Linked DNA regions of Homo sapiens: region 1 is linked to region 2. Evidence: chromatin loops called from intact Hi-C (ENCODE). Cell type or tissue: gastrocnemius medialis. All regions are shown on one strand. Each heading gives the region's core, and the rest is flanking DNA. Links, peaks and the distances in the headings are about the cores only.

The links. Hi-C counts contacts between places; a loop is a spot of excess contacts. Peaks named below come from ENCODE experiments on the same cell type or tissue, not always from the same donor. Only the 100,000 strongest peaks of a DNase experiment are listed, where the experiment ranks them.
Region 1: it touches region 2 in a loop (4-fold over the local background); 2 of 110 quality-filtered maps call a loop at or near these places.

Annotation. Positions count from the first base shown.
Region 1 is chr18:76,443,975-76,459,331 of GRCh38, forward strand. The region is part of intron 2 of ZNF516 (zinc finger protein 516); the gene reads right to left. Among named protein-coding and RNA genes, the nearest start is that of ZNF516-AS1, 40 kb to the right of the region's middle. RefSeq lists enhancers at 2,124-2,702, 2,703-3,281, 3,282-3,859, 4,745-5,246, 5,247-5,746 and 2 more and silencers at 12,121-12,200, 12,221-12,280. In gastrocnemius medialis, for the core only: a CTCF peak has its summit at 8,163; DNase peaks (open chromatin) are centred at 4,567, 7,177 and 8,507; H3K4me3 peaks cover 3,035 bases; H3K27ac peaks cover 8,000 bases.
Region 2 is chr18:75,190,357-75,205,538 of GRCh38, forward strand. It overlaps PTGR3 (prostaglandin reductase 3), which reads right to left. Exons shown (of 2, transcript NM_175907.6): 2 at 4,757-11,984. The coding sequence ends at 11,060. Among named protein-coding and RNA genes, the nearest start is that of PTGR3, 11 kb to the right of the region's middle. RefSeq lists an enhancer at 14,272-15,182 and silencers at 14,330-14,499, 14,580-14,679. In gastrocnemius medialis, for the core only: a CTCF peak has its summit at 11,708; a DNase peak (open chromatin) is centred at 11,785; H3K4me3 peaks cover 2,485 bases; H3K27ac peaks cover 4,789 bases.

The DNA.
Region 1 (15,357 bases), core at 4,117-12,116, 1.3 Mb after region 2:
GGCACACAGGCAAAGGGCAGCCTGCCAGAGAGTAGCTGTGTCCAGCACGGAACAGGCCCCCACCAAGGACGAGGGACGCATGAATCAAAATGCTTGTATCCAACCAAAGAGGCCTACATGGTGCAAGGAGAAAAGCAACTCTTCAGTAAAAACAGGAATCCCACCTGACACAGGGTAAGTAAGGTAAAGCAGCAGAACGATGAGCCAGTTAGAAAGGATGTGAGAGATGTCGAGTCTCTCAGGTCAGCGTCTGAGTGTTCAAGAGGGAGGGGCTGCACAGACAACTCCCCGGGGACAGGCTCTGCTCATCTGCTCATCTCTGCATAGAACAAATCCATTTCCTGCTTCCAAGGGTCCAGAGAGGGTCTCCCTTCTGGGGCCGGCTCCAGACCTGCACAGAGAGGCACCCAGATGGGCCATGTTCTGAAAACCCAAGTGATTTCGCATAGAAAGGAAGCGTGTTTGTATAAGCCTACAATCTCACACACACTAAGAACTCCTGCTTAAACATCTATAAAACCCAAAGCAGCTCCATATTTCCGGCTGGGAAGCACACAACACATTAACACACAGCTTCCATGAAAGATGACAGGGCCACCCACGAAAAGACCTGGGGTGGCAGCTCCCTGTTTGCTCCGAGTTTTGCAGCCTCCCAGGTTTTCATGGAAGCAGATGGGACACAGAAAAGAATACTGATAATAGACCTGAGGGGGTGAAGGGGCATGAGCTAAAAAATCAGTGTCGGTGTCAAGAGTGTCCCCATACCTCCCCCACGGGGGTCGGGGATTCTGAGCATTTTGTATTAATACTTCAACTCCCGAGGGCCCAGATAACAGCAAGACAGGAGCCTTCTGAAAAGACAGACCCCATGCTGTGCCCTCTCACAGGCAAATACAGCGCCAGGTAGAAACCTTATCAAGAATTATAGGCTTCACAATGTCTTTCCAGAAAGCCCCGCTTTGGAGGCGCCTAAGGAAACACGAGCAGCCTCAGCAGCAAATGAAAAGCAGCAACACAGAGGTTCTGCTCCTTCCTCCAGGAACGCACCCAGCAGAGCCATGCAACAGAGCGGGCATGAGAGAGATGCCCACCCAGAGGAGCCAAAACCCACTTGCTCCAATAAAAAACAACAATTAGCCAGGCATGATGGTGTGCACCTGTAGTCCCACCTACTCGGGAGGCTGAGGCAGGAGCATCGCTTGAACCCGGGAGAGGGAGGTTGCAGTGAGCTGAGATCATGCCACTGCACCCCAGCCTGGGTGACAGAGCAAGACTCCATCTCCAAAAAAAAAAAAACAACAACAACATTAAAACTTCCCCCAAAACTGGAGAAGTAAATAAGCTTACCAGGAAGATTTCTTAATGACCTTTTACTCCAAGCTAATTTAAATGATTTTGGTCTTGGCACTCATTGTGGATGGCTGTGTAATGATTTATGATGATTTTACAAGGCAAGTGATTCACAGGAAAGCCTCGTCCTTCCCCAGGCCCCAGTTCACTCCCCCACAAAAATGCTGAATCTGATATTCAAAGTATGAATGAAACACACTATTTATATCTAACTTAGTGACTGGATGTGGTATAAAAACCTTACAAGTGCGAACAATCATATAGAAAATACGTTTACAGGGAAGAAAAGAAAAACAACTAAAATCCTGGAAATTGGTGGCTCTGAAATAATTGTACAGACTCCCCTGGACCTCCAACGTTTGTCTATAAAGGATGTTAAATGTCAAGACACTTCTCCAGTTCGAGAGAATTCAACTGCCAGAAGCCAGCTCCAGAGACAGGATTCACCCAGGAGGAGCCCAGGCCTGGTCAGGGCCGTTAGAGACAGCCCTCGAGTGCAGCATGAAGCAAAAGGAGATTTGTTCTGTGCAAAGACTCACACCAATCACCAAAACCCTGTGCTCTAGGGCTATCAGCTCCTGCCTTCTTTCAGAGCAGCAGCTCCTGGGGTCTGCGCCCAGAGAAGCGGCCTCTGTGCCAGCCAGCTGTGTGCCAGCAGCTGTGCACCCGTCAGCGTGCAGGTCACAGGGTCATGGCCAACACAGGGCATTCAGCACAAAGTGCACACGTGCAGTTGGGAACCCTGGTCCCAGCCCTCATGCTCCCAGTCACCAGCCACATGCCTTTCTAGGCGTGTCCTTCACGCCCTCAACTCGTCCCCTCCTCTGTCAGGCACAGAGAAACAATAAGAAGAAGCCACATGTCACCGAAGCCCCTTGCAAATGCCTCCTTCTATAAAATCCAGTGACCCCCTCAGAGCCCACAGCATCCAGACCCCAGGGACATCCAGGCAAACACACACCTGGCACTTAGGCCCCTCTTCTCATCCCAGGCAGCTTCCTACCCTGCAGGTACCCTTCCAGGAGTGCTGGGGAAATACAGACACTCTCGCTCGTGGATCACCAGAGCCCCCAAATACAGCCCCATCTAGCCCAGCTCAGCAGCACAGCCTCGGCATCCTGGGCCATGACCACGGCTGAGCGGAAGATGGCACAGTATCAAGGAGCATGGCCCTTGTACATCTGAAAGGCCTTTGTGCCAGCATCGGACCCATCCAATCCTTGCACAGCCTTGACTCCCCGGTACCCCCGCCCTAGCTAGAGCCTGAACCCTGGCCCTCAGGCACCCGGTGACTAGAGAATGCAGTCTCCATTTCCTTAAACTCACTTAAAAGCTTTCCCCGAAACTTGCAGAGCCCTGCAATTTACAGGCAGACGTTCAAGGAGCAGCATCCACGATGCTCTGCGATCAACAAAGCAAGCTCTTCCTTCTTTCCTATTTCCTGCTCACTACCTCTCCGCCTGTCCCATCTTTCAAAAATAAGACCTGCTGTAAATCCCTGTGAGAACTGCACAGGATGTGTTTTTAGACTTAAGAACATTGTGAAGGGAAAGATACATAAATGTAGAAATAGAAAAAGTGCTGAGACAGTAACCAAGTTAAGCCCAAACCGCCATTATCTGAAGGACACGTGAGCAAAGCTGCCTCTGCCCAGGGGTTGATTAAGTGATCCCCTCCTGATGTCCACAGTTGACTAGCAAAGTTTCTCAAACCTTAAAGAAACAGTCAAAAATTAATTCCCTGCAACGAACTCTCCTAAGGGGTTACTCAGTGGCCAAATCAAAAGATCTCTGTAATCATTCTTTTTAGCTGCAGGCAAAAATTGCTATTTAAGACAAGGGCATCCCTTCCAAAAAAAGAACAAGAATGCTGTCCTCAGAGCTTCCAACTTCAAAACACGCCATGGGCGGCCGCCCCAATTAGGAGGATTATTGGGACGTCAGCGGCCCTGCTGGCACGACGGGCTGTGCTTTAAATCCCGCCAACCCCTGTAAGCCAGGAGGGTTTCGATGGGATGCCTCCTCCACCTTTATCCTGGTCCCTAGTGGGGCGTGCCTCACGTAGGAGCAGCGCCGTGTGATAAAGTGCTACCTACCTCAGTTCCAGCCGCAGACATTTCCGTCCTGGGCTGCTCTATTCCACTTTCTCAAACGCACGCCAAATACAAGTTGTTCCAACTCTCCCTGTAACACACGGGCCTGGAGATAACCAGCCTTATAAAACTTGTGCATGTGAGCCTGCCACCCAAACCACAGGGAATACGGAAAGGTTCTGCAACAACACAGATGCTCAGAGCCAAGGTGGAGGGTACAGCATGTGTCCAGCTGACATGCAATATGGCGCCCACGCACCTCGGACGGCAGGGACCCATCTGAACACATGGTGTGCCTGTGTGTTCAATCACAGATTTGTTGTTCTGGTAAGATGTATTACAAACTTTTTCCAAGGCTGGAACTGGGAACATGCCAGACAAAACCGTAATTTAATTGTTTAGGCATAAATATGACTTGCTGACTAGGGTTTTAAAGCAGATTTCCAATGGATCTCTTGCTGTATGTGAGTGTGTGTGAGTGTGTGTGTATGTGTGTGTGTTTCTCCAGAGATGTAATCAACAGTTCAAGGCCACTTTTTTTAAATGCCTTATATAATTTTTGAAATAAATTTTTTTATTTCATTTTGAAAAACTTAGGTAACAATCACATTTATTAAAAAACAGGAAGTAAAATGTTTGAAAAAACTGTTTACTCATAACATAAAAATACATTGTAACGGAGAAGGGGAGAGTCTGAAGAAAGGACAAAATATAAAGTAGAAAATATGTAGCTACATTTTAAAACTAACCATGTAAACATCAAAAACATCTAAAGACATATATATTAAGGCTGCTGCCATACCTTTGGATATTTTTCTTTTTCTTTTCCTTGTCTTTCTTTTTTTGCCTATATCATACAATTGAAATTAAATGACTTTCTCCAGATTACTTACATTTGCTAAATTTGGGATACATTTACTCTGTAGGCCAGTATTTCAACTAATCAATCCCTTCTGTAAGTGAGGAAGAACTGCCTTTTTGACCTAATAATACAGAGCAGAAAAGTCACTTCCTGACACACGCCCCGGTAAGCTGCTGAAACACTTCCCGGTGTGAAGAAATGTGTACCCAGGGTTAACCCCACTGACACTACAGAAACTTCTTTAGAAACAAGCACTGCAAAGCCTTGATACAACACATACAGCCAGAAAGAAAACCATGTTCACAAAGCCAGGGGGTATGTACAGCGCAAACATAGCGGAAGCAGTCTCTGTCCACATCCCCGAGGAACTTCAGGTGACGGCAGGCTCCTTAGAGGTGTTCCAGTCCTAGGGCGGTGCGGTCAGGGGCTAACGAGGGTATCCCTGCAACAAGCACTTCCTGAGCACCTACCAAGTGCAAGGCCTCGTATCAGGAGCCAGAGAATCTAAGATGACTCAAAAAAAGCACCCGGCTTCAAGGAACTCAAAGTCAGACAGGGAAGCATACTATTATCAAAGCGTGCTGGCAGCGCACCAGTAAGACAAGGAGAAGTTTCCAGAAGGCCAGGAGGGAAGCGATTCACTATATTTGCAAGGATTGGCCAGGTTTTCCCCTGGGAACCTGAGGCTCACCTGGGAACCACACTGGTGTGGCTTGAATTCTAAGTACTTTTCATGACCCAAGCACAAAACACCAGGTCCTCCCTGGCTCCTCCCTCCCCATCTCAGCAGTGCCCAGTAATAACCCCACATCCTGTCGGCTGCACCTCCCAACTCACTCTTGAATCCATGTGCCCAAGTCAAGCCAAAGCCATCGTTCCAGAGCACAGATGGGGCCGGTCTCCACCAGTCTCCCAGCCCTTCAGAGGCTCCCCAAGTCTGCAAGATGAAGCCAAACTCTTCACCTTGGCTTCTCAGGGTCTGAACCCCATAGCTGCCCTGGACCCCGGTGTCTAGAGCCCTGAGCCCTACTCCGGCCCAACAGCCTCCCAAGTACCCATGCTCATGCTCTCCTCTGGCCCTCAGGCCTGCGTCCCTGCCCCACCTGTCATGAGGCTGACCAACCACCACCCAGGTACAGTACAGCCTTCCTGACCTCCTTCAGCCAATGATAAGAGTCTGGTGACCCAACAAGTTGTGAGAGGCAGCCAGACTACCTGGGATTAAAACCCAGTTCTGCCACTACCTGAGGTCAGCTGTGTGACCCTGAGCAAGTGTCTTAGCCTCTCTATTCCTCAGTCCATTTCTTCATCTTTAAAATGTAAATGATAGCAATGATATCTATTTTATCATACTCCAGTAAAATTTAAATTAATGCATACAAGCCACAATGTTTACTACACTGTAAATCTTCAATCCATCTTAGACGGGATTAATAAGTAATTGTTCAATAAGTGAATGAAATATCAGTGCAAAGGTACTTGGTCACTGGCAATGACAATACATGGTTTAATAAATGCAAAAGGACAAAATAGCAGCTAGAAAGCTGGATTCAAAATAGCTAAATAGGAACACCTCTATATTCACTGGGCCCTTATGGTTTATACAACAACAGGTTATTTAACACAATTAAAAAGTCTTTGACCAACACCTATAATCATCTACAACGAGCACATTCAAACATATTGTAGCTCCAGAACTCTTCGTAGAAATTAAACCTCAATATGGACTGGATATTACAGGATATTTGAGAACTACTGTTACTTGTGTTAAGCTGGTAATATAGGAGAGTGGTCTTATTCTTTGGAGATGTGTAATGAAATATTTAGAGTTGGTTTTTACCAAAGAGAAAGAGAGAGACGGAGAGAAGGCAAATGTACCAGAATGTTAACAACTCATGAAACTAAAGGGGGGGGGGTGTTTATTTCTAACTCTTTCCATTTTTCCAAATTTGGCAAACTTTTCCTAAAAGTTAAAAAAATAAATCCTACTTGCCACTCCAGTAACACAAAAGCAAAGCAGCTCTGAGGGACCTGGTAGGCCTCTTCCCCTATCTGCCCCTCCCCCTCCCCCACTCCCCACCCTCCCCAGGCCCCACAGAAGCTCCAGGGCTGTAATAAATGCAGGTTGGGAAACTACCTTTAGTTAACTCAAGTTTTCCAAAGAAAGTCAAAGAAAAATCGTCTGAATAATAGGAACCTGGTTCAATTGAAAAGCAGTGTTTTATTTTAAAAGATCGCTTTCTGATGTTTTAGAGGCTTGCCCAAAGCCATTAAAGAAACCCACCCACGGGCTCCAGTTGCAAAGCCTTCTGTGGCCAACACGAACTCTCCCGAACATCAGCCAAAATTCAGTGTATTCTGGCATTCTGAGTGTATTCTGGCATTCCTAACTATCCTTCCCAGCACTTGACGAAGTAAAAAATCAGCAACGCGGTGCAGGTTTCCTCTTCCTTATTTTCAACAATAATGTTCTGACCAGTTAAATATGGCGTTATCAGGGAAAAACTGTAAAACATCTTACATTTTAAAATAATAACTATGTCTCTGAATCGACAGGAAATCTTGCCATTTTCTGCCTGTGAATTAAACCAGTACAAAACAAAAGCTGAATGGTTGTGTACTGATTTCCCTACAACTACCGAAGTTGACCTTATTAAAACCTTATCCCGAAAAAGGCACCGGAAGGCTAACCAAATATGCTCTCGTATTTAGAGTCATTTCCTCAACAATCGAACGCTTAAAGTTGCGGAAACCAAGCAAAGCTGACTGGGAGACACCAGGGAGGAACAAAGGAGCGAGAGGAAAACTGAAAGTCCCGTTTCCTGCACCAAGTCCCCACAAGCAGCATGTGTCAGGGGAGGGAAGCAAAGCTGAAGTGGGTGCTGCTTTCCAAATGCCTATCTAGCTTGGCATTTTTTTCAGTTCTGGTTCATGAATTAACCTTATCGCGGTCCCGAAACAGCCCTGGCTCCCCCGACGCCATGTGGCTTTACTTATCCCCGTCTGCGTCCTCTCTGACCACCTTCCGGGGGCGGGGGGGGCACCGATGTCAGCCCGGGATGGATGTCCGCGGGTGCAGGGGGGTGACAGCCCGGTCCTGCGCACATCTCCGCTGACAGGGCATTCCTCAGGAGGGGCTGGAGTGAACGGGAGGAATTGGGGAGGGAGGGAAAACGCCAAAAAGCTCAAAGCAGACAGAATGCTTCCGATATTTACAGGGCTGTCTGCAAAGGCGTATGATGGCTCCAAAAGGCAAATCATAAAATCTAAAAGAGCAACTACGCTGGTGCGTTTCTGAAGGACGACTCTCAGACACGGTTGGTCCCGGCCACAGCTACTACGGGGTCGGCGCAGAAGCCCGTGCGTGTGCTGAGTGGGTGCAAGGCCCAGTTGGTGTTTGAGTATACTGTGTGTGTTTGTTCTCCGGGAAACAATGAGACGGGCTTCACTAGTTACACTGTAGTATTATGAACCATGAATTAAAATACATCATTAACATCCTGGACAAGCTTATCTTACTACTGAGACAAAAAGCCTATTCTCTCAACAAATGGGGGAAAATTCCATCACAACAATGAAGAGTTCCTCTCCCTACAAACCATTCTGTACACCAGTAACAATTACAGGCTTATAGTCCCCAGACTGGGGTCCCGAAGAGCCCCATAAAGTGATGCATTCACTATTGGGAGAGTAAGTACGGCCGATGACAGGCCTGGAGGCGGCTGCTGTTCTCAGACCAATCAATAATCCATTATGAACCAGCTACATTTCCACTCTAAGAAGAAGAAATGAATAAAAGGCGACCAGAATCGGCAGCATTCACAAGAAACTCCACCCACCTCCCCCACTAGGGGAAAAAGGACACAAAACGCCACTATCCCAGGGAGCAGCCGCCAGCAGCAACGCGGCCCCCTGACCACAACAGACCTGATGTGGGGGCAGCCAGAGAACAATGTGCTTAGGTCTTTCTGCTCAAAACATTTATTCTAGAGGTAAGTCTCCAGCCGGCTTTGTTCAGAAAACGAGGTAGAGTGAAGGAGAATGACAAAGCCCCATTTTCTAAAACAAAGGTTGTCTTTACATTACTTAGCACCCCCCAAATAAATCAAAGCAAGTGCCAGCATGCTAGTCCCCAAATGTAAGGAACTGTCCGTAATAAGGCTTTAGTACGCGAACTCTGATCCTTTAAGCACAGCCTTCTCCGGCTCTGCACCTCAGACCACGGGCTGGAGTCATCATGCTATTTATAGCCAAAATGCATATATGACCTAAATGTTATTCTTCCGCAAGTAGGTTACCTTTTATGCAGTTGTTTACCACAAACTGTCAAAAAACCCAAATTAATTCCTGGTCCAAGAGGAAAGAGAGAACTCCATCTTCCACCTAAGTTCAAATAGAAGAACATTTGCTAAGAGTAAAGACAGTATCACAATATATTCTCGAAGTCCCTTGAACATCACCAGTATGAAGCTGCCCGTGTGTCCTTTTACTGAAATATGACCTGGGGGAGGAGGGGCAGCTGAATACACAATCTAATTATGGATTACATTCAGAAAAGTCCAAGAAAAAATGAGGAAGGATACGGAAATTTTCTTTCCACAGTCCTTACCATATCCTGGGAAATTCAAGATAGTTCTAGAGACTTTTTAATAAAGGAGTGTCCGTGTGAAAATGAAGAACAGGGGGTGGCTATTTTTATATCAGAAGGGAAGGAGCCTCGTTCCCTTTCTTTTGCTCTCCAAAATTATTGCATTACTGTTACTTGTCATTTACTATTTACTATTTTCCAAGTCTTAATACTAAGTAGTTGCTTTGCCAATCACTAAAAAAGTAAACTTCACAGAACTAAAAAATAACAGGATCCAGAGCCTGCTCCATAATTTTCTGCAGATAAATGTGCTGTTTAGAGCCCCTTCGTCTGCCACAAAGAGCTGGCGTTAGGGATTTGGAGGTAAATCCAGGCTTCTGGAGCAGCCAGCATTGCTAGTATAGTTAATGATCTTGTCAACATTTCCATTAAGAGCCCCATTTCCAGAAGCTTAGAATTGCATCTCCCCCAAACCCACGGCTCAGATGAAGTCCTGTGGTCACTGAGGGGCCGCTCTCCTTCCCACAAAAACAGAACAGATCACTCGCTATTCATTACAAAAGCCATGGAAGCACTGGGTTTTCACTTTGACTCCGTCTACATCTTACACTACAATAGTTAAAGCTAAAGTTGCGCATAACTCAGAAACACTGAAAACCTAGGGAACACCAGAGAAAATGAAAACTCATCAATTTCTATCTTTAAAACAAATATGGAAAATCAGAAGGCCTTCGATGAACTGCAGCAAGAACCCAATTTAGAAGTGGCTTAAAGATTTTACGGAGCCTAAACTCAAAACTGTGGAAACTGTTAACTAATTCAGTGTCTTAATATAAAATTTCTTAAAATTTTTCTTAGAAATGATCAGCAGTGAAAACAAAACAATGGTGCAGAAACTCGTATTTTTTAACTGGGTGACACTTCCTAGTCATTACTAAACATGCTTTTTCGAAATTTCTATGAGTTATCATAAAATATATTTTAACTGAAATTTGTTTCTACAAATAAGCTGTATATACTATGCCATGTAAACCAGCAGCAAAGAACAATGTTCGCCTCCCAAACACACAGTCCTATTTTCCAACCACTTGATTAAAACCAACATTTCTCTCCCAGTATAAGAATACAGATTGCAATTAATACCTATCTGACATTCTCTTGTCCCTCTGTGCTTTTTGTGAAAGACCCTAGAAGTCCCCACCATCAAATGAAAGAAAGAACTGTGCCCAAGAATACAAAGAGAGATAATTGTATGCAGTAAGCCATAAGGCATTCTGTTAAACATTACCTTCCGATGTAGTGCTGTTTAGCACAGAAGTCAGCGCCCAAAAAAATCCCTTCATTAAGAGCTCATAGAGGAAAAACAAACACGTCAATAATCAATTTTACCAAATTCTAAGCAATTGCTTACGCATTTTTTGTTAAAAGAAAAAAACAGATACGCTGAAACTAAGAAGATTTTGATAGGATAGCTGAAAGGCGTATTGTGCAAGGAATTACTTAAGATTTTGTTTATCATTGTACAAACACCAATCAATACTTTAAGATGATCAAAATTACAAAAGGACAAATCTTTCCCAAATGCTTTACTATATATAGCACATGTACTATAACCAGTTTAAATTTTCCAGCTCCATTACTGCCAATAACGACTGTAACATGACCTAGTTTATCACTAACATACACAGCACCTTTGAAAGCAGTTGGCTATTTCAGCTGCTTAAGGAGAGTGATCTATCAGAGAATGTTTACAAAGAGCAATTCCTGACAAAAACATGATGTCACATTTCCATAGGATTTACCCTGCACTGCCTGTCTAAAAATATTTTTTCAAACACACTTAATGACACATTACTGCAAGTTCCAGGCTTTGAAGATAAAAGAAGATCTATTCTTTCCTTGCAGGAAACAAAAAAGGATAAACAAGCAAAATTCCACTACAACTCCCTGTAACAATGTTGTTACATTATTCAGCTACAAAAGTTAAGAAAACTTTGCACCTGAAGTGATCATAAACAACCTTGCAGAAATGAGGGTGGGCACATTTTTCTAAGCCAAAACATCTTGCCCAGCAACAGCTTCTGGTAAAAATAAATTTAAAACGTAACAAGGCATAATGTTTAACTTCAGAATTGCCAACCCCCGCCCCATCCCCTTGGTCCCCAAAGAGGACAGTTATCTACCCTTTATCCCAGCCTGGGTTATATGGGAATAAACTGTCACACTTTAATGGGGGAAAGCTGTCCTAAGTCAAACAGAAAGACAAACAGCAGTCACACAGTTGCTTTGCGAACATTTTCCAAGAACTCGAAGACCATGACACTAATTCAGTGACTACATCTGGATAGTCCGTTTGGTCACAGAAGGTCCATGTTTGAAATTAAGGTCAGAACAGTCACGGGTTTACGCAGTGGAAGAATGCATTCATTCTACAACCACGGTCATTTTTCCTCTCTCTTTTCCTGCAACTTCTCTCCTACCCCAACCTGGAGGCACACAGCAACACACACAACCCTAGACTCCTTTTCTCTGATTTGTCCAATGCAAATGTTGTGAACAGTTGTGCAAGGCACTGCTCAGGGACAGATGGAGGCTGGAAAGGATCACTGCCGGCACAGGTGGGGGACTTCAAGGACTCAGGCCCACCTAGGCCTCCCTGCTCCCATTCAGCAGGGTGTAAGCACAGCCAAGGGCAGACAGGAGAGCCAGGAGAAGCCCCTGGCAGCCCAGGCTTGTGTTTCCAGATACTATCACATCTGATTCAAGAAAATTACATTCACCTTCATGAAAACAAACCACAGAAACAAGTACCTGGTGAAAGAAGAGACTACTTATAAACTTACTCTCAACAGGCACGTGAGATGCGCCAATGCAAGTCTGTGTCACAAAGAGTCTGCACTTACACACGTGACACGCTACACAGAGCTCTCCATGCACAAACCTCTGTGGGAGAGAAAGAAAATGAGCATGTGTGTGCAGCTTGCCCACCGAACCAAGGTACTGAAAAATGACTCCAAAGTGTGCTTCCACCTCGATTATCTAAATGAGCTGCTATTCCATTATTCTTTAATAAACACAATTGACAGCCAGAGAGACCATTGTTACCTCCCTGTTCCCCTCCCAGAGACTGGGCTCGGCATCCTCAAACAGTCAGGTATCGTCTGTAACTCAAGGAGGATGGTAGGACCCATCAATAATGAGATGCCACCAAACTCACTCCTTCCTTTGTCACTCCAGATAAAGACAGCATCAGTGCTCGCCCCTCTTCTCAGGAGCCCTGGCGAACGTGAAACAATAGATGCTCACTTTAGCTCACGCTCCTGGCCTGACTTCTTTGGCAGCTTAAACTGCTCAAGCAGAACCTTTTTCTGCCTTGCTAACTCTGGGGCGATGAGCAGTAGTGCCTATTCAGGGACCTTGCTGCAAAACAAAATCTGGATGACTAAGAATTGGAGGCAAGAGAGATAAGCACGCTGGAGACCTTGCTCAACTAAAGGCCCCAAAATCTTGCTTCCATTTTATCCATCAATAACTAAGGAGACTGTCATCCACTTAGCTGGTGTTAAGTCACATAAACTAGTGTGTTAAAAGTCGGCTCAGGGATTAGCCTATCCCGGCCAGCCTTCTGGGACCCACAGCTTCAAGCTAAGGAGTCCACCCAAGTCCAGAGCATCAGGACGCCCTCAATGTGCTTTGTAACTTTAGCCTGCCATCCACAGCCCAGGCTTCCTCCCGGGAATGTGTGTGTGGCTCATCCTCACTGGGCCACACAGTCAACCCCGACGGTCAGAATGAAGGCGCAGGTCGAGACTCTGCTGCTGCATCTTTATCTGGGTAACGTAACTCAGAAGGCAAAACTCACTGATTCACATGGGGGCTGGGGGGTGGGGGGGGGCCAGTGGCTCCATCCTAAACACAAATACTTTCTCAGCTTTACACTTAAAATCCTTTTTCCAAGCTATTCATGCAAACATATAATACTGCTTTCAATTTCTTGTTTTACGTTTACTCTGAGTTTTGTTGTTTTCCAAAATCACTTTGCTGCATTAAATATGCATCTGTTATATTGTGCTGTGAGGCTGGGTAAATCACGCACAGGTACCACCTGTTTTATCTGCAACAGTGGAAGCCACAGAAAGGGAAGACCACAGGCTTCAGATTTGTCATCAGGCTAAATTAAGCTGACAGCACAGGAGAAGGGTTATGCAGCCTGCCAGTAAGACAACACGCAGTGAACAAAAAGACATTCCCTTTTAAGCGTGTGTAGGTATATGTTTATTACACCACATGTATGTGGCAAAGAAAATGATCTACAAATGCTCCTTGCATGTAAGATTCCTTTCTGGAAAGTTCTCAACAAGGAGCTTCAGGATTTATAAACAATTTTAAGCTTTCTCTCCTTCTTAAACTGAACATATCTCCACTTTTGATAAGCAGAGCCATATTTGTTTTCTTTGAGAAGGGCAGTTATCTCAAACTAGTTCTTAAATCCCTTAAGGGAAACTACGTTAACTAAATAAGAAATCTTCCAAAACTAAATCCAAATGCAAAATCATGCTTTAAAGAGGGATGTGGGCGGCGTCTGTAATGCCAGCTCTTTGGGAGGCTGAGGCGGAAGGATCACCTGAGCCCAGGAGTTCAAGACCAGCCTGGGCAAAAATAACAAGATCCCATCTCTATATAAAGATTAAAAAATACAAATTAGCCGAGCGTGGCAGCGCATGCCTGTGGTCCCAGCTACTCAAGAGGCTGAGGCGGGAAGATCCCTGACGCCGGGGAGGTCGAGGCTGCAGTGAGCCATGATCATGCCACTGCACTCCATCCTAGGTGACTGACTCACATCCTGTCTCAAAATAAAAATAAAAAAGAGTGATATGGGGGCAACTCCCACCACTGACTTGGGTCTCAGGGACAGAAGGGTGCCAGAAATAATCAACATTTTTTTAAACCCAAGGAGGTTCCCTTTGTAAGAACATGTCGATCCAGTCTTGGAATCTAGCAGGAAAATTCCTTTCCATGCCACTCTCTGAAAGACAGCTCACTAGGACACAAATGGAAAATACTCTTTTACTTCTGCAGAGATAAGCTTCTTCTCACCTTCAAGGCCCAATGTACTTTGCAGCTACTTATTTGCAATGATATCCACCTCGGCTGGATACGTTTGCCTCACACATCAGGCGCACCATGGTTTTAAATACGCAGAGGGCCATTTTTCTCCTGACACTTCAATGCCATCATTTACTTAGCTAATAAGTGCCACGGTAGGTCCTCAGTTAACATCATCTATAGCTTCTTGGAAACTGTAACTTGATGCGAAATGACAAACAGAAATCCTTGATAAAGTCTTTTTGTTTTAAAGCTGATGTGGAAAGGAAACATGAGTTTCATTTTACGTCCTTTCACTTAAAGTTGCAGTTTCCAAAACCCTACAGACAGCACTGTGGACCCGCAGTGCATGGAGCTCCAATTCCTGACGGGCCCAAGTCCTCACAAAAAGGTGCTTTGCAAGGAAAATTATGAAAAAGAAAACGTCAGTGGGGTGGAGTTAAAAGGTTCCTATTTTCAAATACTCTTGCGCTTCTCTCCCAAGCAAGCATCCTGCACAAGGCTCGCTCTCCCTCCCAACACAGATGTTTCGGGGGGCATTTTCTAGACAGGTACGAAGGGAATCCCGTCCCTGAGAGGACCAAGGGCACAGGAGTAGTGCTCGGGACCCTCAGGACGGGGCATGCACTGTGGGCAACGCCAGGCCTCACCGTCGTGCGTGTGCATGCCTCACCGTCGTGCGTGTGCGTGCCTCACCGTCGTGTGTGCGTGCCTCACCGTCGTGTGTGCGTGCCTCACCGTCGTGCGTGTGCATGCCTGTAGGCAATGCCAGGCCTCACCGTCGTGCGTGTGTGTGCCTCGTGTGCGTGCCTCACCGTCGTGCGTGTGCGTGCCTCACCGTCGTGCGTGTGCGTGCCTCACCGTTGTGTGTGTGCATGCCTGTAGGCAATGCCAGGCCTCACCGTCGTGTGTGTGCGTGCCTGTGTGTAAAGGTTAGAGTGTGTGACAGTGAGTGTGGAAGCAGCTGGGTGAACATGAGAGAGACTGAGTGTCATGTGTGAGCATGTGCTAGTGTGCCCGAGGGTGTGTGTGTGTGTCTGAGAGAGCACATGTGTGTGATCTCTTAACCTACATAAAAGCACTCATTCAAATACCCTACCTGGAGGCAAACACGCATGTCCACTTCCAACAATCTACCAGCAACACTCGTGCCCATGTGCCTGGATTACCAGCTTCGCACAGAGCCAGACGCTGCAGCAGTAACGGGGCGCCGGGCCCACCTGCTGCCCCTCTCCTGTGCATAGGGCGCTCTCTCCCTGCCCCGAGCTTCGGCTTCTCCTCCATGCACGGTCACTGCTGGAGGCACACTGGACCCAGTGCCAGCTCGGGAAATCCTGGGCCGGTGACAGCCCTGACCCG
Region 2 (15,182 bases), core at 7,183-15,182:
TTGGCCCCCCCTCGGTGGTCTTGTGGGACTCCACCTCAAATGTGCATGGGAACCTCATGGGGACATCACCTCAGCCCCAGAGGGGACGGGTGTGCCAGGCTGGCCCTGTCTTGTCATGGTGGTTCTGGAATTCTCCGATTCCACAGAGCAGTGGGCAGTTTCCCTTCCCAGCATTCGTTCTGTCTCTTCCCATTCTGTCTGGTATCTTAACAGCAACAGAGGTTTCTTGTGGTTCAGGTGGGATTGGCCACTCCCCGGAGAGACATCTGTTCCTCTTGCCATGGGTATACTTTGCTTAGCTCAGCCTTGTGTTGGAGGGGTGGTGTGGCAGGGTTTGGATGGAGTAGATGCAGATCCTGTCCCTCAGGCAGCTGTCCGATGAAGCAGTCTGAGATGGCCCGGAGGACGGCATGGCTGAGGGAACGCCTGGGAAATGGAGCTGGGTCCACGATCGCCTGTGCCGGGAAGCTGTCTACCTCTGGACCTTCCCATGCCATGAGCTCTCTTATTGCTTAAGCCAGTTTCAGCCAGATTTTCTGATGATTGAACACCAACACATCCTGTTAGATTTAAAAATAATCCACTAGGGGCCTGTCACAGGTTAATTTTATTCCACTTAAAAAACATTTAGCTTCTTCCACTTTTGGGTGATAAGGATCACAGGGATAATGAATTACAAAACTTTGCTATTCACCAAGTGGTATCTCCTCTCATTTTTCCTATTCCCAAGTCCAAAAAACCATAAGGGCTGTAACTACTGTCCTGGCACCAGGACGTGGGGAGCCTGTGCACACCTCCCAGACAGCCGTTTCCAGAGTTCTCCTCTGTGCCTCTCTCATTCCAAGGGGAACGCAGGGAGAGGAGCTGGTATGACTGAGGGCTGGGCATCGGGACAGGTGCTCTCTGCCTTATGGGAAGGCATCCACAGGTTAGGGTTATTATTATTCCTCCTGCATAGATGACAAATGAAAATGAAAAATCTGAGGTTCCTGTTGGTTAAAAATCTTGCCCAAAGTTGTGGCGACAATCTATGGAAGAGTGGGCTTTGAGCTTAGGCCAGTCTGACTTGCAGGCACATGCAGGCAAGACACAAGTCCCATCACCCAGTGGAGTCTCCCCAGACAGCACCCTTGTCCATTTGGAACGGGGTCCTCACATGTGAGCCAGGCACGATGGGCAGAATCCTAAAGAGACTCTTAGTGGAAGGATGAAAGTTGGGCTAGTTTATCTTTGATAGTCCTTCTTATCTTTCCAAGGGTTTAGTATTCAGTGTTCTGTTCACTTGCTGAATCATTCATCTGGCATATTGGCAGCCTACTAACCACTGGGTACTTCTTGGGACCCTCTTCAGTTCCAGTACAACCTTCTCTGACACATGAGGGTCAGAATAGTCCAGAGACTCCAATTCCAATGCCCAAGTATTAGGCACTACTGAGACTTTTGAAAAATCCAGCACTTGGGTTTATTCTGGGCAGTGCTAAGGAAGCACATGGGTTTGCTGGCAACAGAACATTCAAACTGGTCTGAAGAATCAAATATGTATTTGTTTGCACCATCAGGTGGACACCCGAGACCTGTGCTATCTATCTTCTTTCGCCTTCCCAGTTGCACAGATCGGTTCACCTGGTTTTCCAGGTGAGCAGCCTCAGGCAGTGAAGGCCCGTGATTTGCCTGAGGCTGTGGTGTGGGACTGAAAGGAACCAGCACCAGCTCTCTAGGGTCTCATTTACAACTGGAAAAAACTGGAGTGCCTGTCCTGAAATCCTGCAATAGTATACACTTGTGAGGCACTGGGTGTGGACTTTTGTTCCATTTTAAAATGAAAGTGAAAAGCATACCTTAATCTAACACTTATCAGCAGGTACTATGCTCCAACCCCACAGTAAAGTCCCGGGAATACAGAGATGACAGTGAGGTGAGATGGGTCCTGCCTTCAAGGAGCCCGCAGTCTCCAGGGAGACACTGCAGAAAGTGTTAGAGATGAGATCTGAATGAAGTGCTTGTGGAACCCAGCAGTGAGAAGATATTTGCCTCCACAGGACTGGGAAAGTTATGAAAATAAACTCACTGAAGTTAGGCAAGTGACAAACTGCCTATACTGTCACCCACCAGTCCCATTATTAAATGATAGCCACATCTTTTTAAGATTTGCTGGTCAAAGCAAAGGTCCCACCTGGCAGCCAGAGACCCCAGGGCTCCTCAGATCTCATGTATGGTCTACAAAGGCCCCAAGAAGCTGACATGCACAAGAGGTCCAGCCTTCCTGTCCCCAGCCCAGCTCAGCCCAGCTTTCCAAAAGCTTTCTACTCCCATTCTCCCCACCCTGGCTCCTACCTGCCCTGCTGCCCCTAATTTTCTGAGGTCATCACCGGCCGCCTCCAGTCCTTCCTTGTTCTGCCTCCAGTCTGTGCTGGACTCTGGGGAGTGCCTAAGTGGAAGTGCTTATTCTCCTGCTGCCGCTGCTCACAGGCATCTCCCCAGAACCTCCTGCTCGGCTCCGTGGCCTCTCCTGTGGGTTGTGGCACATGCAGAAAAAGCACATCAAGCCTGGCTACGTGTTCCCAGGAGACTGTGCTGTGCTGACCACAGTCGGAACCCCAAACAAAGGATGAAGGTCAGGTGCTCAGGGGCATGGCGTGGGGGCCTGCCCAATTTCCACAGAGCACTGTGTGAGCGCCCAGGACAGACGCTAGCTCCCTGCCTGGGCATCCAGGGCTATCTGCAAATTCCTAAAACTAGATTTTATCTACAGCTCAATTGGCTTCCTTTTTGATAACAAGATGTTTTATTGCATTTGTCCTAGACAGACAGGTGTTATTCCAATGGCTACAGTGATGTATTTACGAAGCATTTGTATGGTTTATAACGTTTCCCTTATGAAGGCTACTGCCTCTTACATTACTATAATTTCTATGGGCCAATCTTTAAATAAATGCTACATGTGTCGCCGCATCGCTTGTTCCAAGTGACCCGATTCAAAGGTGATATAAATGGGATGTTTCTCCCCTTCATCAGGATAATTGTTTAGTATCTTGCTAATGACGACATAAGCCCAGTGACAGCGGACCCCCCAAAGGCCTGCTAGGAGTTTTACTGACCACTCCAGCTAAAAGAGTGAGGTTTAACTGGTGACCCCAGACCAGGGGGGAGAACACGGGCATGACAAAGAATTCGACTAGAAAAGCATAAGGGAAACACCAAGGAGTTTAGGTCCTTTCGAGCCCTGCCTTGATCTGAAAGGCAGTGAAGGTGGAGGTCTGGGGCCCACTGCAGGCCACTCCTATTACCTTTCTGGACTTACTTCCTGCCCTGTTTAGAACTGTATGAAAACAACTGCCACCAGAGCCCTCCGAATATCAGACATACAATCAGGTGCCACAGCTGAGTTTCAGAAAGCAGGTTCCCTTAACGAAGCTGAACGTGTGATGATAAAAAGGAACCATCTTCATAGTTGTGTTAAGCCCTGGTGTTGCAATTCATATCCAGGTAGCCTTTGCGTTGCTCTGAAATGCCTGATGAAGTAGCATTTTGCAAGATGGGAATCTCTCCAAAGGCAGCGTAATAATCCAGGACCTTACCACCAGCAGCATGTGTGCGTGTGTGTGTGTGTGTGTGTGTGTGTGTGTGTGTGTCTCTTGGGGGGGGGTCACCTGGAAAATGTTGACTCCCAGGTCCCCTGTACCTCCTGAATTGGGACCAGTATTTGAACAGGTGACTCATACGGATGTTAGCGGGTAGGAAGCACCCCTCTCTAGTGAAGGACAGCCTTGGTCTGAGAACTATCCACGGACTCAGGCTCTGCTCAACCAGTGATAAGTGATCTTGGGCAAGTCATTTTTCTGTGCTTTAATTTTTCCTTCTCTAGTGGGAATCATTCATCTCTACCCAATTAACAGTAAAGAAGTGAAAACAGCAAAATTGCAATCAAATACGTCAAATGCGCAAATAAGTTCTAAAATGTTACAAAAAGTATATGTACAAGTTGAAAGGACAAATATTCTCCAATACTGATAATGGTGGCATTTTAATTTTCCTGCTGCTGGAGAATGAGCATTCTCTACAGTTGACTTGATGCCGGGGCTCCTTCAACTGGCCCTCATTCCACAAGCAATTCTCCAAGTTACTTTGAGTAAAAACCCTCAAGGAGACAATTCAATTTCCAAATGTAAATTCCAACAACATATAGAGGGAACACTATCGCTACCAGTCCCCTGGTGAGAAATGAGGTTTTCTACAAAATGTGATTGCCTTTGACATTGTTGCCGTTCCTGTGAAGTGGTTTTTCAATGTTAAAAGAAGCTGTTTCTATTGGGAAGGGATTTGTTCATGTAAAGTTGAAAGTTTACGCTTGTTATGCATGAGTTCAAGGGAAGACAGAAACGATGTGGAAAGACATGGATGTTCAATGTCATGTGGTTTTGAAGGGCTTGTTTCTGACCCTTAATTATGATCTGTCATTTATACAGAATATAGGGTTCTTGCCACATGTGAGCATGAAACGTGGACCCACTGATGTCTTCCCCACACATATCCCCTTCACCTTAAAATACTTCCTGCCATCAATGAGTGAATTCATCCCCCAAGGAGCTGAGTCTACAGGATTCAGAATTTGATTCTGGGCAGAAGAGCAAATTCAAATTCTAGATATTCTGCTATGAAGGCAAAGATTATGATAGTCAAACATTATCAGCTTTCTATAGGCAAAAACATGTAGGTGAAATCCTTCTAGAGAATGAACGCTCTACACATGATTTTCTCTATTTGATTTTCTTTATTTGATTTGTAAGAACACATTCACAGGAGCCCTTCCTCCTAGCATTAAAACTAAATTATGGATATTAAGCCATTAATTCCATTGAGGCTAATTTGTTTTTAACTTTCTGTGATATTTAGACGACACAGAATCAAATGATCTGGAATCCTAATTGTGCTGGATTAGAGTTGAACACACTTTCATGGTCAGAACCGTGATACTTCTACTGGGTTTATCTCCACAAAAAGATTCATAACAAAGGCCAATTGCTGTTCTTCAAACCCCTAGTCAGCCGTATCCCAAAGGACCCGGGCAGATGGTAAAGGGGACTGCAGAGAAGTCACCTGGCGGATGGGAGGGCATTGGCCAGTGTTCCAGCTTCACTTCTGAGTCCAACGGGCTCTGTAACCTTGGACCGGGCACCTTTTCTCTCTGGGTCCCAGTTTCTTTTCTTCATTCATAAAATGGGTAGAACTAGATTATTCTTTAAATCCCACATTTAACAGTTTAAAAGCAACTGGGGCATGTTGCGGTGGCTTATGCCTGTAATCCCAGCACTTTGGATGGCCGAGGCAGGAAAGTCACTTGAGCCCAAGAGTTTGAGACCAGCCTGGGCAACGAGGGAGACCTTGTCTCTACAAAAAATAAAAAAACATTAGCCAGGCATGGTAATGCATACCTGAAGTCTTAACTACTCAGGAGGCTGAGGTGGGAGGATCGCTTGGGCCCAGGAGGTCAAGGCTGCAGTGAACTGAGATCACGCTACTGTACTTCAGTCTGGGTGACAGAGCAAGACCCTTTCTCAAAAAAACAAAAACACAAATTGAGTCTTCTCATTCACAAGAGCCAGAGATGGGTGCAGGCTCCTCCCAGCTGTAAGTTTCTGCTGGCAACCATGGACCTCCAGGGTTTCGGCATCTAGGGCAACCTCTCTTCTAAGGACACCATTCCTTACCCACGTTTCAACATCTCCCACCAACCAAACAAACCATCCATTTGATCATTCTAAGACCCTGTTCAGTTCTTTAGGTGCCGAGGATAAGACACAATAATTTTATGAGGATTTTTCTGAGCTCTAAGCATAAATCCATCTTTCATATTAGATGCTACCACCTATGTGCAGGATGTTTTAATTATTTTAATTTCATACCGTTTCAAAGACATCATCAGATAGATAGTGCTCCTCAAGGGAAATTTTGGCTTGGGGTGGAGGCACATGTTCAAATTTCTGCACTTAGGCCAGTATGGTGGCTCATGCCTGCAATCCCAGCACTTTGGGAGGCCGAGGTGGGAGGATTGCTTGAGCCCAGGAGTTCCAGAGCAGCCTGGGCTACATAGTAGAACCTCATCTCTAGTAAAAAAATACAAAAAAATTAGCCGGGCATGGTGATGTGCACCTGTAGTCCCAGCTACTCAGGAGACTGAGGTGGGAGGATGGCTTGAACCAGGGAGGTTGAGGTTGCAATCAACCATGATTGCACCACTGCACTCCAGCCTGGGTGACAGAGCCGAGGTCTTGTCCCAAAAAAAAAAAAAAAAAAAAAAAAAGTCTGTACTTTGGCCCAGCGCTTCTCAACATACATGAAGACGTATTGGTTTTCTCCAAACTGTGCTCCCCGGGATACTTACCCTTAAGGGCACCCCAACATGCTTCCTGAGGACAGTCAAGCCTCCTGGGATGCAGTGAGTGAGCACCAATGGGCAGGTCTATAATGGGCAAGAATAGACTCGAGGACAATGTGGACCACAGAGCCCCTTTAGTCTTGCTGCTGTGTCACACTAGCTACTCAGCCAGGGAAACAATTAAACAGGATTCAAGCAGACATAATTGAAATAGGTCCTTTTTTGACTTCCTGTGAATATCAACTACTACTAAGAATCACTTGATCTGATACATATTATTAAAATGTTATTTGTGTGTTTTGTGTAACTTTTTTTTTTCTTTTGCCAACATTCCATAGTTTGTTCATGGTAACAGCAGTAAGGTTCTCATGCCAAGCATTCCTCCTTTTACAAGGGGGATAGCATGATGCTATAAGCCTAGGAAAAATAAAATTCAAAGTTTAAAATGAAAAAAATAGAGTAAGACCTACTATTTGATAGCAAACAGGGTGACTATAAGCAATAATAACTGTACATTTTTAAATAACTGAGTGTAGCTGGATTGTTTGCAACTCAATGGATAAATGCTTGAGGAGGTAGACACCCCATTCTCCATGATGTGCTTATTTATTTCACATTGCATGCCTGTTTCAAGACATCTCATGTACCCCATAAATATATACACCTTCTATATACCCGTAAGAATTAAAAATAGAAAAAAAATGAAAACAAACTTTAAAGCGACCACACCAACCATATTGGTAATCCAGTTTAAAGTGACCACACCAACTGTATTGATGATAAACCAAAGTGACCACACCAACCGTACTGATAATCCCGCTTAAAGTGACCACGGCAACCATACTGATAGTCCAGTTTAAAGTGACCACACCAACCGTTTTGATAATCCAGTTTTGTATTTTGACTTCTGAAATATGATCATAAATGTTTAATTCTGGGCCATAACTGGGAAATTAGTTACTGAACATCTAACTTTCAACAAAAAAGCCCATGAAGTTTACATAGATAATTCTTGTGTTTAACCAAGTAATAAAATATTTAATAAAATGAAAGTATACAGAAGAAAATTATGAATTCATCAAATCAGGCCGTTTTGCATCCAGATTGTATTCAGAAAACTTGTTTAACACCTAGGAAATTACTGTCCAAAGTTGATAGTGCTTGGTCTTTTTTATCAGTTTTTATTCTGAAAGCTGTGCATTACTAATCTACTTTTATGTAAATCTGAAATACAGTATTTATCCCATATGTCCACATGGTAAAGTAATCAAGAAAGATATTTTCAGTGCTTAGCACCCCCACCCCAATTTAAAGGAAACTCTGACTGTAGTAAATTCATGCTAATTGAGAACTCTGGGGAAGGGGTTAAAACATTACCCAGGTACAAGTCGGGTGGCCATTATAAACGTTACCCAAATAAAAGCCAGAAACAGGAAGCCAAAAACCAGGTCCCTAAGGCAGGCATGTGTCTTAAATGATATCATTTGTCAAGCTTCCAGCATCTTGTGGTGGTGAACACAAAAAGAAGGTCTGCGTTGTACTGAGGACATTACATCCTCATTAGCTGGAATGTTCCTCAAGTACATAATGCAGGATTTTCATTTTAATAAGAAGCAGCTACTTGTCACTGCACTTTCATTAGATAAACACAGAATGTAATACTAATGACCATTTACAGAGGCTCTATCCTACTCCTGAGGAACTTCATCCAGATGAAATCATATAATGACAAGTTATAGAATATATCATGCAAAACTTCCTTCATTTCTTTGCAAACTATTCCCTGAATTTTTTTTTTTTTAATGCTGAGGTCAGTTAACAGCAGTAGTCATCATCAAAGGAACCCCTAAATGACACTGCTGGTATTTTCTGCCTGCAAAACAGGCTTGAAGGAATAGCATTTGGCTCTTTAGAAGTCATAACCAAATGGTAACAGATCACTGGGACTCCTTGGTTTCTCAAAGAGGCAAGCTCCTTCCACCCTGCCCGGCTGGTGACCTTAAGCCCGACATGCAGAGAAGTCCACGCTGAGAAATAATTTACTCACTGGGATTGTTCCACCCTGGCCCCTTCTCTAAAAAGACTGACAATTGCCCTGAATTATGGATGTACTTTTTGTGATATGTATTACAGTTCAGAAGAAAGGTGTTGAGACCATCGTACCGTTTCACCTCCCATTAGAGGCTGGTCTTGAACAATAATCCCAGAAGATGAAACTGATGCTGAACTATGACCCTCAATTTACAAATCATTTTTCAAAAGAATAAAAAAAAGTTTAAACATATTTTTGGCATTATCTGAATGGGCGGAATCTTTCATGCTTGTTTTCTAAGAATAAGTGAAAACAGCATGCAGTGCACTTTCTTAGTTTGGGGAAAGAGAGAACATGAGGTTTTCAGATTATATTTTATTTTAATCCTGGGCGTTTGAATTTTATTTTTACATAGCTGCATTTAGTATATTCCCTCAAAACACAATAAATTTCTATTCTGTAGCTTAAGGGATCCATCAGTTAAAATGTTGGTCTTTCATCTTTATTACCCTCCCATTAAAATGAAACAAACCGGGACTCACTTCAGTTTCGAAGAAGCAATTTAGTTGGTAATGTCCTTACTCCCCAAGTCTTTACAAAGGGAGAAAGTACATTACTGCTTAGATTTCACACATCTATCTGCATAAGAAGCAACTAAGCCTTTTGGACATAGACTATGTTAAATTTAATAATATTCTTTGATTAGATTATTTTATTACAACATTTTTTCCATTACCAGTCATTTCCTGTGCACAGTTACATTCATAAAACCTGCTCCCCCCTCCTTTGTTTGTTTGTGAATGTAAAAGTGAGGCAAAGTCTCTTTCCGTGTGGCTGTGGCTGTTAGGTCTGAAAGGGATGGATGAATAACTAAGCACCACACTGGACGGGTTTTTCCTAGTCCCCTGCACCAGTAACCCTTTGCTATAATGAGGACACAAAGAGCCTCGCATCAGGCCGCTACCCTTCTTCATAACTCAAAAGCGTCACAGTGGCAATAGCCTCTAGTGCTATTTGTCTTTAGTGCAGTTGTGACACTTCGGCATGATCCATAATTTGGCAGCTATTTACCGTGACATTTCCCTTCAGTGCAGCCATAACATTCAGTGAAGCCATTATTTGGTTCCATTTACCATATAAATTGTATTGTTGTGCATGCATGCTAGCAGCTACATTAGGTACCTGAAAATGAGTAAATCTTGTAAAATAGATACTAACAGCTATTCAGCAGTAGGATTTCCTTGCTCCTCAGATGGAAGGAAAGAAAAATTAAATACAGTCCCCAAATTTCCTAGAGCATCTTTAATTGCGTCCATATTTACTGAGCAGGTTAGATACACCGAAACCTAAGACTTTGAAAAATAATCTGGTGGGCTTCACCTTCAATCAGAACGGGCCCATGGGGTTTCAGCGCAACGGTGACAGCGGCAGCAGTCTTCAGGGCACTAAAGGTTAAGAGGGAAGCCGATGAGCCACAGGCGTGACTCAGAAGAGAGGGTGCAGGTTTCGCTGCTTTTCCTGTGTGGTCAGTGGGTCAATGTGGGACATCAGGCTATAGTGCCAAGGAGCATCTCATTCCACCAGAACACGTGGAGAGAAAAATGGGAATGCAGAATGAGTGGCTGCTATTCTGTTTCCAGAATCAGAGGTAACGCATAGCTTCTAGTTCGAACGCCTCTAAGGAGAAGCAAATGTATTCTTCCTTGAGATGACTGAGGTCTCTACGGTGCACAGGGCGATGGGACATACCGTACCTCGAGCAGTGTAGCATGCTGTTACTAAGGCCTTGCCGTGTGCCTAGACAGCGCTTCCCTCCTGGGGCCCGTGTTTTGTGGTGAACCCCCACTGAGAATGGAGCGCACACTTTTCTCTTTCCTGTGCCTATATTAATTTTAAGTCCCCCTAATCTCTGTGGTTTCCCTTTCCAAAACCTACTTTCTGTCTATGTAAGTTTTCAACATTAATTTGCTGCTTCAGAGGAAAGAGAACATTTCCATTTCACATGTGCCTTATCAGGTTGATGGTAGATAAAAGCCATTACGTGCTACTTCTTCAAAACACATCTGTGTTCACGGAATCATTTTTCTAATAACAAAATCAAATTTGGGAGGGAATTCCCCCAAATGTCCATTTAGATAGTTGGTTGGTGATTTATAGAAAAAAAAAGGACCATTTCCTGAGGATATAGATTCTGAAAATATATGGCTGGCTTTTGCTACACTTGTCACTCATGAACTGCTTATGAGCATAAGACCAAATTCTCCCAAAGCAAAGAAGTCGGGAACCACTTTCAAAACTGATTTTAAAATCTGATCAAGCTGAAGACATACTGACTCGATCAGATCTGGCATCAGGAATGAATTTAGTTCCCTGGAACAATAACATCTGGAACGAGACCATCCATGACTAAAGAATTGAATGTAAGCGTTTTCCCTCTTAGCCATGGAGGGAAGTTTTATTAGCACATTTTTTTTTTTCCCCCAAGGGAAGAGGAGGAGGAGGAGGAGAAGGAGAGACCTATTCATTAACACCTTACTTTTGTTTTAAGAAATATTATATCCATTACCAACTAAAAATAAATTGATTTGAGTAATTCTGAGACATAAAGTGCCCATTTTCTTTCTCCCTTGATTTATGTCATTGTTCTGTTTTTACAGCTTACTGTTGACAGAGTGAGGTAATTCAACTACAATTTTTCCAGTGTTTTTTCCCATGTACATATAATTGACAGCACGGAATATGGACTCCAGGCCAGTAAACCTGCCCTCTGGAGACAGATCTCCAAGGTCCACCTCACAAACCAGGTCTCCGCTCACACACATCTCGAGCAAGTGGCTCATGGCTGCTTGATACTTAGAAAGGTAATGGTTCAGGAAGAAGCCCTGTACGCTGGCAGATTTCTTGAGCAGTTTGGCTGGCAATGTTCCTGCTTTCACAGGCGAAAGGCCAGTAGGAGTTTGGTAGCCAGAGATAAACCCTATTACTATCAAGCGCCCTTTCGTAGCCAGGGCGTCTACAGCCAAGTCAAACATGGCTCCCCCAACAGATTCATAGACCACATCGACACCTTCAGGGTACTCCTGCTTAAGGACGGTACCTACGGGTTCAGTTTTATAGTTGATAGGACGATCACAGCCAAGAGATTTCAGAAAAGCAGACTTTTCATCAGAAGAGCAGGTTCCAATTACATGGCACTTTGCCTTCTTTGAAAGCTGCATGGCAAACTGGCCCGTTCCCCCAGCTGCTGCTGTCACCAAAACTTTTTTCCCTTCCGACAGTCCTCCGAGCTCTTTCAGGCTGATGTATGCGGTGGTGCCACTTACCAGCAGGGTAAGATACTCGGGTTTCACTGAGGGCACTGGAGTTGCAATGCTGGCAGGCACAACTGTGTACTCAGCAAAAGAACCAGGTGCCATGTAAGCCACAGCTTGGCCAACTGTGTATCTGGCACTAGCAGAGAGGCCTAGGGCCACCACCTCCCCAATGCCTTCGAAACCTATGTCAAAGGGAGGCTTAACTGAGGGGTCATAGCGGCCTGCTGAATAGTTGATGTCAGATGCGTTAACACCAACAAATCTAAAAGAAAACAAACAAACAAATATGTTACGATGGGTTTTTTGTTAGGCATTTAGATTCTGCTTAGAGAAATTCCTCTAGTTCTGGCGACCCTGGAGGGGTTGCTAAGCTATACAATCTGATCGAATTTGAGAAAATTAGTCCTGCTGCTCAGATAAAAAAAGAAATTAAACAAGTATTAGTTCAATGTGCTTTGTCTCAGTTTTTGGCATATTTTTTCCTTTCATCAGTTTAGAAATAATTTCATATCATTTTAAATGGCAAGTTGTTTGTTTCACATTTTCACATGCCATTTATTTGTCTTCTTTCAAAAGTAGAAATAAGCAAAAAAAAAAAAAAGAAAAGAAGGAAAAAAGAAAAAGAGTCAGGAAATCCTCATTATATATAAACTTCACTGGAGCTGTGAGTTGGAAATTAATTGGCCTCTTAACAAAGATGTTAAAAACAACACTGGGATAAAATATATTCAAAGAAGTAGACTTGTATTGATTCTGGCAACAATTTAACACTTAAGATAATAAGAGTAATGACAATGATATTATTAAAGATTGATGGAATGTGCAAGGTCACTGGTTGCTACATGTTCCTGCAGGGGTTGTTTGAAGCACTGTTAGAGTGGCTGTCGCAAATTTTCTTTCTGATGTAACTACATCCAGTGTGAAAATACGCATTTTGATTAATTGAACAAAAATTGGGTAGAGCGATTTTTATGAAACATTCAACATTTCACAGTCCTTTTCAAATGAAAAGGAAAGCAAATCGTTACTATATTTTTCCTCAACAAGAAGCAGAGACATAACTTGATTAATACCAGATGATTATTTTCATCTTGGTATCCGGAGTCAATTTAATTGCGAGGCCAGTATTTTTCCCAGCTTTTTTCATCTCAGTATACCTCCTAACAAAAATATCCTGATACATAGGAGGAAAAAAGCCATCTACTAAGAATGTCAGAAGGTGGCTTAGACACATAATGGAAGACCCTAAAAATGTCATTTCCACCTGTAATAGAATGAAAAGGTAATAGTAACTGGTGGAGGAGGAAAGCCGTTAAGCAGGTCATTTAAAAGGAATTCACTTTTAATTTAACTTAATAAGCCAAAACTGTCCTGTATGCGATACACTTTCACGGTGATATAGGTAATACTCTGCGCTTATAAAAGCTCACTTATGATCATCCCCCATGTATCTACAGGACAGAAAAGTCTCTGTATATTGTAGAAATAAGAACGCAGGGAGCAACTGCTTTCTGTTATGTCAAGCTGCATTCAGACGCCAGCACACCACACAGCCTCAATAACACCCCACACAATTCCATACCCGTGGAAGATACACAATCATGAGAAGGGGGAAGATGAGTTTTGCTGGTTTCTTATTTGGAATTTAATATCAAGATGCCTACGTTCTATTTTTTTTTTCCTACATTCTATTTTTAGAGAAGGGAAAGAACCTGCCATCTTTCCTTTAAATTTACATAATTCTCAAGGCCTGGCGTTTTAAAAAGGGCCCACTTCCCTGGGAGCTTGCTTCTGGACTTCACAGCAGCAGCCCAGGGCAGAGCCAGCTGGAGCCCGTCTCAGTGCCTCTGCCTTAGGCTGTAAAGCAAACTCCAGGAAAGGTGCCCGTGGGGGTGGAAGTGACGGTAGGGTTTGCTCTGGAAGTGGGGGGACAGGAGCCGACCCACTGCCAGTTGTGTTCTGTGCAATCCTTTGCCCACGATTAACCCTTCCCACGCCCTTCATCCCTCCCAGTTTGTCCCCCTGGTGTCTCCACAGTCCCAAAGGCAGTAGCCGCTCCTCTGCAGGGAGACCCCGCCTTGGGGGGACACCCGGGCGGCCAGCCCCTCTGCGACGGCAGTCCTCCCCACCTCGGGATGGGCGCGCCCTGGGGGGCTCTGCAAGGGGAAAATGCAACCCCCCCTCTCCCCGCCCCAGGCTGTGGTTTGCCGCTTCCTGGGAAGAGGTGGAGAGATGGAGCAGGACGCACACCGGAGCAGCCTGGGGAGCGCGCACACGCGCTGGACCGGGTTAGCAGAGGCCAAGTTTGGGAGGGGGGAGTGGGGCTCTGCTGGGAGCTGGGGCGGCTGCAGCCAGCCAGCGGCTGCTTGAGTTTGCCAGGGGCCTTTGCTTGAAAAACCACACCAAACATCGTGGTTATTCGCAAGGGCAAGCGCTGGAGCGGTGGCAGCAGACGCGCGGGGCCCGCGTGCCCGTCCAGGCTCCGTCCATCTAACTCCCTCTCCCTCAGAAGTGCCCGCTGCAGCCCTCAGCTCCAGCCGTGCAGTCCTACGGCATCCCCACCGCCACCACGGAGAGGGGATTCATTGACCCCAACTCCCGGGCGGGCCGGGACCGCGCAGGCCCGGCGCCGCGGTGGAGTTGAGATTCCTCAGGCCTGCGACCGTGACCTCGGCCTCTCCGGGTCGGGCGGGGGCCCCGGCAGGCGCGCCCAGTCCGCGCCCTTCGTCCCAGCGCCGGCCGCGCAGCTCCGCCTGGGTGGACAAGTTCTCTCCGAGTCCCGTGCACTCGGCGCGCCGGAGCGCAGTGGCCGACAGACAGGGCCCGCCGGCGGCTTGACCGTGACCTTGGCCTCGCAGGCACCCCCATTTCTCACCCCCGCTCTCCCGCCCCGCCGTCTTCTAAATTGTCTGCGTCGTCGGTGAAGGAGGCTTAGGCTGGCTGACGGCAGGAGCCCGCGGCGGCTCGGGTGGCTCCTCGCGCCGCGCTGTCTCCTTGGTCTCCCTGCCTCCGGTTCGCGGACCCCCACCTCCACCGGGATCCCTGCTTTGACGCGGCTTCGCCCCCGCGGCTGGTGAGGACCCTCCACAGCCCGGGACCCGCCTGAGTCCTTACCTCTGCGTGAGGGTCCGCAGCTCGCGCCTTCCGCTCCACCAGAAACAAGTTCAAGCGCAGCAGGCGCAAAGCGAATGCGGGGCTCGGGATGGGGAGCAGGGGCGGAAGGGCCAGGGAGCCACAGAAAGACAAGAAAGACACACTGGGAAGGATTCGCGCATTTGGAGACCCTCCTTGTACCCCCACCCCCCCTTTAATTGAAACTGTGTGCATGCAGTGAGCGCAGGATTCTAGTAATCCGACGGGAGGATCCACTTAAAAGACTAAAATCCAGAAACCCCAGGAAAAAAGAATAGGACCGGCGCAGGCATTCTCCAAATCTGTACCCTTCTAGAGTCACCAGCTT